Linked DNA regions of Homo sapiens: region 2 is linked to region 1. The links are chromatin loops, found by intact Hi-C in ENCODE. Cell type or tissue: PC-3. All regions are shown on one strand. Each heading gives the region's core, and the rest is flanking DNA. Links, peaks and the distances in the headings are about the cores only. Region 1 has its middle 96 kb from the start of NSUN3. Region 2 has its middle 160 kb from the start of NSUN3.

Evidence for each region. Peaks named below come from ENCODE experiments on the same cell type or tissue, not always from the same donor. Only the 100,000 strongest peaks of a DNase experiment are listed, where the experiment ranks them.
Region 2: it touches region 1 in a loop (2.5-fold over the local background); 3 of 110 quality-filtered maps call a loop at or near these places.

The regions. Positions count from the first base shown.
Region 1 is chr3:94,157,701-94,160,621 of GRCh38, reverse strand. No RefSeq gene overlaps it. Among named protein-coding and RNA genes, the nearest start is that of NSUN3, 96 kb to the right of the region's middle. In PC-3, for the core only: no CTCF peak of the experiment used is centred there; a DNase peak (open chromatin) is centred at 1,431; H3K4me3 peaks cover 878 bases; H3K27ac peaks cover 1,258 bases.
Region 2 is chr3:94,224,612-94,227,532 of GRCh38, reverse strand. No RefSeq gene overlaps it. Among named protein-coding and RNA genes, the nearest start is that of NSUN3, 160 kb to the right of the region's middle. In PC-3, for the core only: no CTCF peak of the experiment used is centred there; a DNase peak (open chromatin) is centred at 1,292; H3K27ac peaks cover 1,374 bases.

The sequences.
Region 1 (2,921 bases), core at 104-2,603:
TGACTGTTTTTGTCCTGCTCATGAGCTAAGAATGTTTTTTCTACTTTTATTTATTTATTTTTTTTTGAGATGGAGTCTCACTGTCACCCAGGCTGGAGTGCAGCAGTGGCACGATCTCAGCTCACTGCAACTTCCACCTACCAGGTTCAAGTGATTCTTGTGCCTCAGCCCCCTGAGTAGCTGGGATTATAGATGTGTGCCAGCATGCTTGGCTACCTTTTGTATTTTTAGTAGAGATGGTTTTTCACCATGTTGGCGAGGCTGGTCTCGAACTCCTGACTTTAGGTGACCCACCCCCGCCTCGGCCTCCCAAAGTGCTGGGATTACAGGCATGAGCCATCACACCCGGCCTGTTTTCTACATTTTTAAGTAGTGGAAAAAGTCAGAAGACAAGGTTTTGTGACACATCAACATTACATGAAACTCAATATAAATGCCCATAAATTGCATTCTATTGCAGCATAGCCACACCCATTCAGTTACCTGTGACTATAGCTGCTTTACTGTCAGAACTGAGTAGAGGCAACAGAGACCATGCATCATGCAAAGCCTAAAATATTAACTATTTGGTACTTTACAGAAAAATGTTGCCAGCACTGTTCTGTAGGAAGAAAATTGAGTATCTGATCCACTGCTTCTCCATTCCTTTTAATGTCTGATTCTCTTACTAAATGTTCCTTCCCAGATTAACGAGAACTAAAATAACTTACTCTCTTCCCCACCTCTACTGGAGAGATTTTACTGTGTGTTCCACTTCACAAGTTGCATGTCAGGCAAATCATGCATATAATTCACACTTTAAATGAGTTAATTATTTAAGTGTTCAATCTTTTAGTCGGTCTATCAGCCTGCATTACAAGGAAGAAATGAATAAACATGAGGGCATTTCATACTCCACCCCCCATCATTCATTAGAAACGTTTCAGAGCCTCATTAGTCAGGAGCTTAAGCAGCCTTTATAGTAGGCTGATAAGATGCCAGACGTTACTTTCCAAACTACATGAGTCTCACCTAAATGGAGGGAGTGAAATTTCTATCAACTCAGTAGAAATTAACTGTGACTCAGCCTCTCATTGCCTTTCTCTAGCTCTTCAGGAAAATCTAATTCCATCTCTGTGATTTATTTAAATTGCTGGAAAAAAAACAGTTAAGCAAATAAAGCACTTGGATGCATAAAATGACGTGTCAGTTGCATGCCACGGAGTGCTTTCTATTCTATCACCAGGAAATAAAAGAATAAGGAAAAATGGGCAGTCTTTAAAAGGATTTTGCATCAGACACTGCACACTCCACCCCTCTCCTGGCTCCTAAAAGCCTGGGGTGTTGTACTTTTTTTTCTTTTTATGGCATTAAGATAGCAAACATATTCTCCTGCTTTGAATCCACTTTCCAAAACATGCTGTTGCTGTTGCACCAGCCGCACCTCTTGAATGACTCATATTGCAAGGCACACGATGTCCACAAGTCTTATCTGCCTATGGGTCTCCCTCCATTCTCACAGTGCATGTGTTGTAAGCGTGCGGTGGGCAGTGACTTTGAGAAAAGTCCCCTGGGTCCTGAAGCTTTGGGTGGCATTTATCATAATGCATTTTTATGGTGCCTCTTGTAGTTTTTCTGGTCACATCTGGTTGTTGTGTTCATTTGGGACTTACTGAAAAGAGCATTGTACTCGGAAAAAGGAAAAATCACTTGAGAAGGGTAATGAGAAAGGGTTTTGTGCTTCCATTTTTTTCATAAAATGCCAAGATCTGTCAGTTAAATAAAATGAGTGTCTTTTGAATGCTTGTAGTTTTTGCACTTACTCTTAATGTTATAAATCCCATGAGTTTGGCTGAAGTGCCCAGCGCCAGCGTGGCATCTGTTAGTGGAGGCCGAACAGGTTAATTTGTAGGCTCCCGATAGCTGCTTTGAGTTCCAAGGGTTGAGAGTGTATGCCTATTGGGGAGAAATGTTTATTTTGGCAGCAGGGGGAAAGGACAGAGAATTTGGGCCAATATGAACAGAAAAACATAGTGGAGGCTTGTGCTGCTGCTGAAATTAAAGCCTGTCCACCTCCTATGAAATGGTAGCTCTTGGCAATGAAGTACTGCCAATGGAAAATAATGAGCTCTCTCATTAAAAAGTAATAGTTTGTAAAGTAAAATTTCAAAGCATAATTAAGGACCTTGTAAAAAGTGCTGGGAAAATGGTAGCCTAAATGTCAGTTTTGGGAGTTATACGAGTTTATATATGGCTAGGAATATTTGCTGGCAAGGTTTGAAGGCTCACTAAAACTTCAAACTATTTTTTCTTTATAATTGTGTTTTCCTACTTTCTTTATCACCTATTGTTGATCACGTTCCTCTTGAATTTATGCACTAGTACATTTTAATTAAAACTTTAAGAAATACATAGATTAAGTCATGTAAAAACTATCAAAATATGCTTTTGTGAAAGCCAATCACTGCAAGCCTTAGGATGGAGTGATTTCGTTTCCAATACAAAATTTTGATCACATGGTCACTCAGTGGGATAGCGTATTTGAAATCAGGATTGCTCCAGAAAATCTAGGGTGGTTGGCTACTATAATGAGAAGTTAGATATAATATTGTAAATGCCTTTATTCTCAGATAGTACAGTAAGCCATGGTAGCTACTGTTTGTATGCCTAATATGCAAGCATCCTTTTCTCCTTTTCTGCTGACAAATACTGCCTAATCCCCTATCCTCTGCCAAAAGAATGACCAAGGTTTGGTCATGGGAGCAGACCATCCCATTTTGGCTTCTATGCTTGGTTCACTGGTAGTTAAGTGATCAACCAGGGCCCAACAGAGCACTTTCCTTGGATTGCAATATGAACACTGAAAGGAAAGGGCTAGCTCCCTTTTCTTTGGAGATGCTAAGCTAGTATCCTACAGGATGGGGTGGACACCAGCTATCTTG
Region 2 (2,921 bases), core at 157-2,656, 67 kb before region 1:
TTGACATCTTGGGGCCTTGCTGACACTAGAAGAGATGACTTTTTCCAGGGTTCACTAATTCCTAGGGATAGAATGACTCACCTGGGACGATGTGTTTCATATAGAAACCAATCAATCCAAAGCACATACCTCACAACTTCCCCCTTTATCTAGCTCTTACACTATGGGCTATTACCTACCTACCCCAGGGCCAGGTACCAGACAATGGGACAACCCCTATTTCCCAGAACCTAACAAAAAGTATTCAAACTAGCCAATTCTAAATCTGCTTACCCCGCCACCCCATTACCTCCCACAAAAAGCACATAACAGGCTTTTGCACACGTTTTCTCTCATTCCCTTTGTCCCCTGATTGACCCTGCTGTTTCCGCATATGGCTCTGCATGGTGTGCTGTACCTCCTGTTTCTAGGGATCTGTGAGTATAACAATTTCTTCTTTCATGACAGTTATGTCATACATGTCTTACAACACCTGATTAACACACAGCCCAGGTACATTTTTAAACACTAACACATCTTTTTTTTTTCTTAATTTTTCTAACATATCTTTTATAGCCAGTAACTCTAACTATACCTTACCCACACAAATGTATTCTTATAGTCATCAAAAGGTCTCTCTGTGGCCAGGCACAGTGGCTCACGCCTGTAATCCTAGCACTTTGGGAGGGTGAGACGGGTAGGTCACCTGAGGTTAGGAGTTTCAGACCAGCCTGGCAACATGGTGAAATCCTGTCTCTACTAAAATACAAAAATTAGCCAGGCATGATAGTGGGTGCATGTAATCTCAGCTACTCAGGAGGTTGAGATGGGAGAACTGCTTGAACCCAGAAGACGGTGGCTGCAATGAGCCAAGATGGCACCCCTGCACTCTGGCCTGAGCAGCTAAGAGAGACTCCATCTCAAAAAATAAAAAATAAAAAAGTCTCTCTGTTCCTGCTTATTTGTCCTGTTGTTTAGAAATGATGAAGGTAGAGACTACATACACTTTTGACTATGCTTGAAATACAAGAAATAAGGTAACAAAGGGTAAAATCAGCATGAACCTCCACCAGACAAACTCACTGCCAGACTGTCCCCCGAGGAAGAATTCTCTGAGTTTAATTACCCAGCACAGACTCCGAAAAAGTCTACAAGAGAGTTTCTAATTTTGTTGCTGAGGACAAAAAAATCAATTATCCATGCACCCCTGTCTACCCACCTCTGTATGTCTCATTGTATGTGTCTCTGTGACATACAGAAATGGAGGGTCATATGATTAATCTCCCAGGGACTCAGGAAGTGGTTGTCTAGGGAAGAATTATTCAAGAGTGAGTAAAGCAGCAACTGCGAAGTTTGCTGTAAGCTTTGTAAGGGTGACACAGGTTTCACACATAAGGAAATCTATCCCAACATCTAGCTGCTATGAACTAGGATTGGAAAGCCTCACTCGGAACAAAAGAACCTGCTATATCTGGCATATAGGGGAAATCTCTATCATGAAGAATCTTGAGAGTGTGTTAAACGTGAATAAACTTATCTCTTAGGATAAAAGTTTTGAAGATATTGACTCAGTTTTATTATCCAGACAAATTCAGTATTGGAAACGGGAGAAAATCCAACCTGAGGCTGATAAGCAGTTATTATCCAAGAGAAAGATGAAAGAGAGGAAAGCAGAAACATAGAAAAGAGTGTGGCCGGGTTACTGGAGGAATTCAATTCACCAGAAAAGAAAGCGAAATGCTTGTAAATGAGGGGAAGGAGGACAAATTATTGCTGTATTCTTCTTCCAGTCTCTCACAGTGCTAATAAGAAAGACAACTCACTGATCTGAAAAAAAGCTGCAGGCAGCCAAGGAGGTCAAGGAGGAAAAAAGAAGGAGGTCTCTGAATAAGCAAATCATTTGGGAAGTTTCTAGACAAGAAAGCAACCCTTTCTTGATTGGGACATGTGCTTCTATTTTGGCTCCAAGACAGGAACACTGTAATAAAAGCCTGTCACTGTAAATTAGATTAGGACATTTGTTTACCCAATAATGTGCCAGAAACAGAAAAAACTGCATAGGCTGGGTAGAGAAGCACTTACTGCATTTAACCAAGTCTGAGCATGAACTTGGGACAGTTGTCAAAGAGGCAAAACAAGACAAATGCGAGGACATCAGAAGGGTAGTTAGGCACCCGCTGAATCACACGGGAAAATGACTAAAAACATTGTGGAGACAATGACTGTCTCTCTGGTGTGAGATCACAGACCCCAAGGTAATGAATTGAGTTTGCAAAAAAAGGGACAAGAACAGGTTCAAAAATAACATTCTCAAGCCTGCAGTGCAGTCTCCCAGCTGAAAGCTCCAGTGCTTCCTGTTGTTGCCAGGCACCATGGAGAAAGATCAAGGAGCAGGGAGAGGAAAATGGATGCTATGAGTAGCTGGGTGCCTCCGGGTGTAACAAAATAAAAATGTGAACACTGCATTTAATTTGGCTTTCCTTGTCAGCAAGGCAGCTGTTCTGGATAAACTAAGTCATGACCTTGAAGTTCTATGCTTTGTACCAATGATATTGAGAGTTGATGAGATTAAAACTCAATATTCAGAGATTTCAGAGCCTCCAAAATGATCATCTCCAATATATCATGTTATTTTCTGCCTCAGTACATTTACTTACTGTTTTTTCCTCCTTACTATACCTCTCATCTGCCCCTATTCAAAACCAACCTTCAAGATTCCACTCCCACTTCTTCCTTAAAGTTGTACCAATTTTCAACCTTTGCTGATATTTCCTAACTTTTAAATTCTTTCAGTTAGTATCATAGAAATTATCATCTAATTGTTTTCTATTTGTCCCATGTGTATTCATTGCCATTTGTCCTATTTTATAGGACTTTGAAGAAAGATGGAGAATCTTTCTCTCCTCTCCCTTTTAATTCCCAGACTATCTGGAATAGCATTA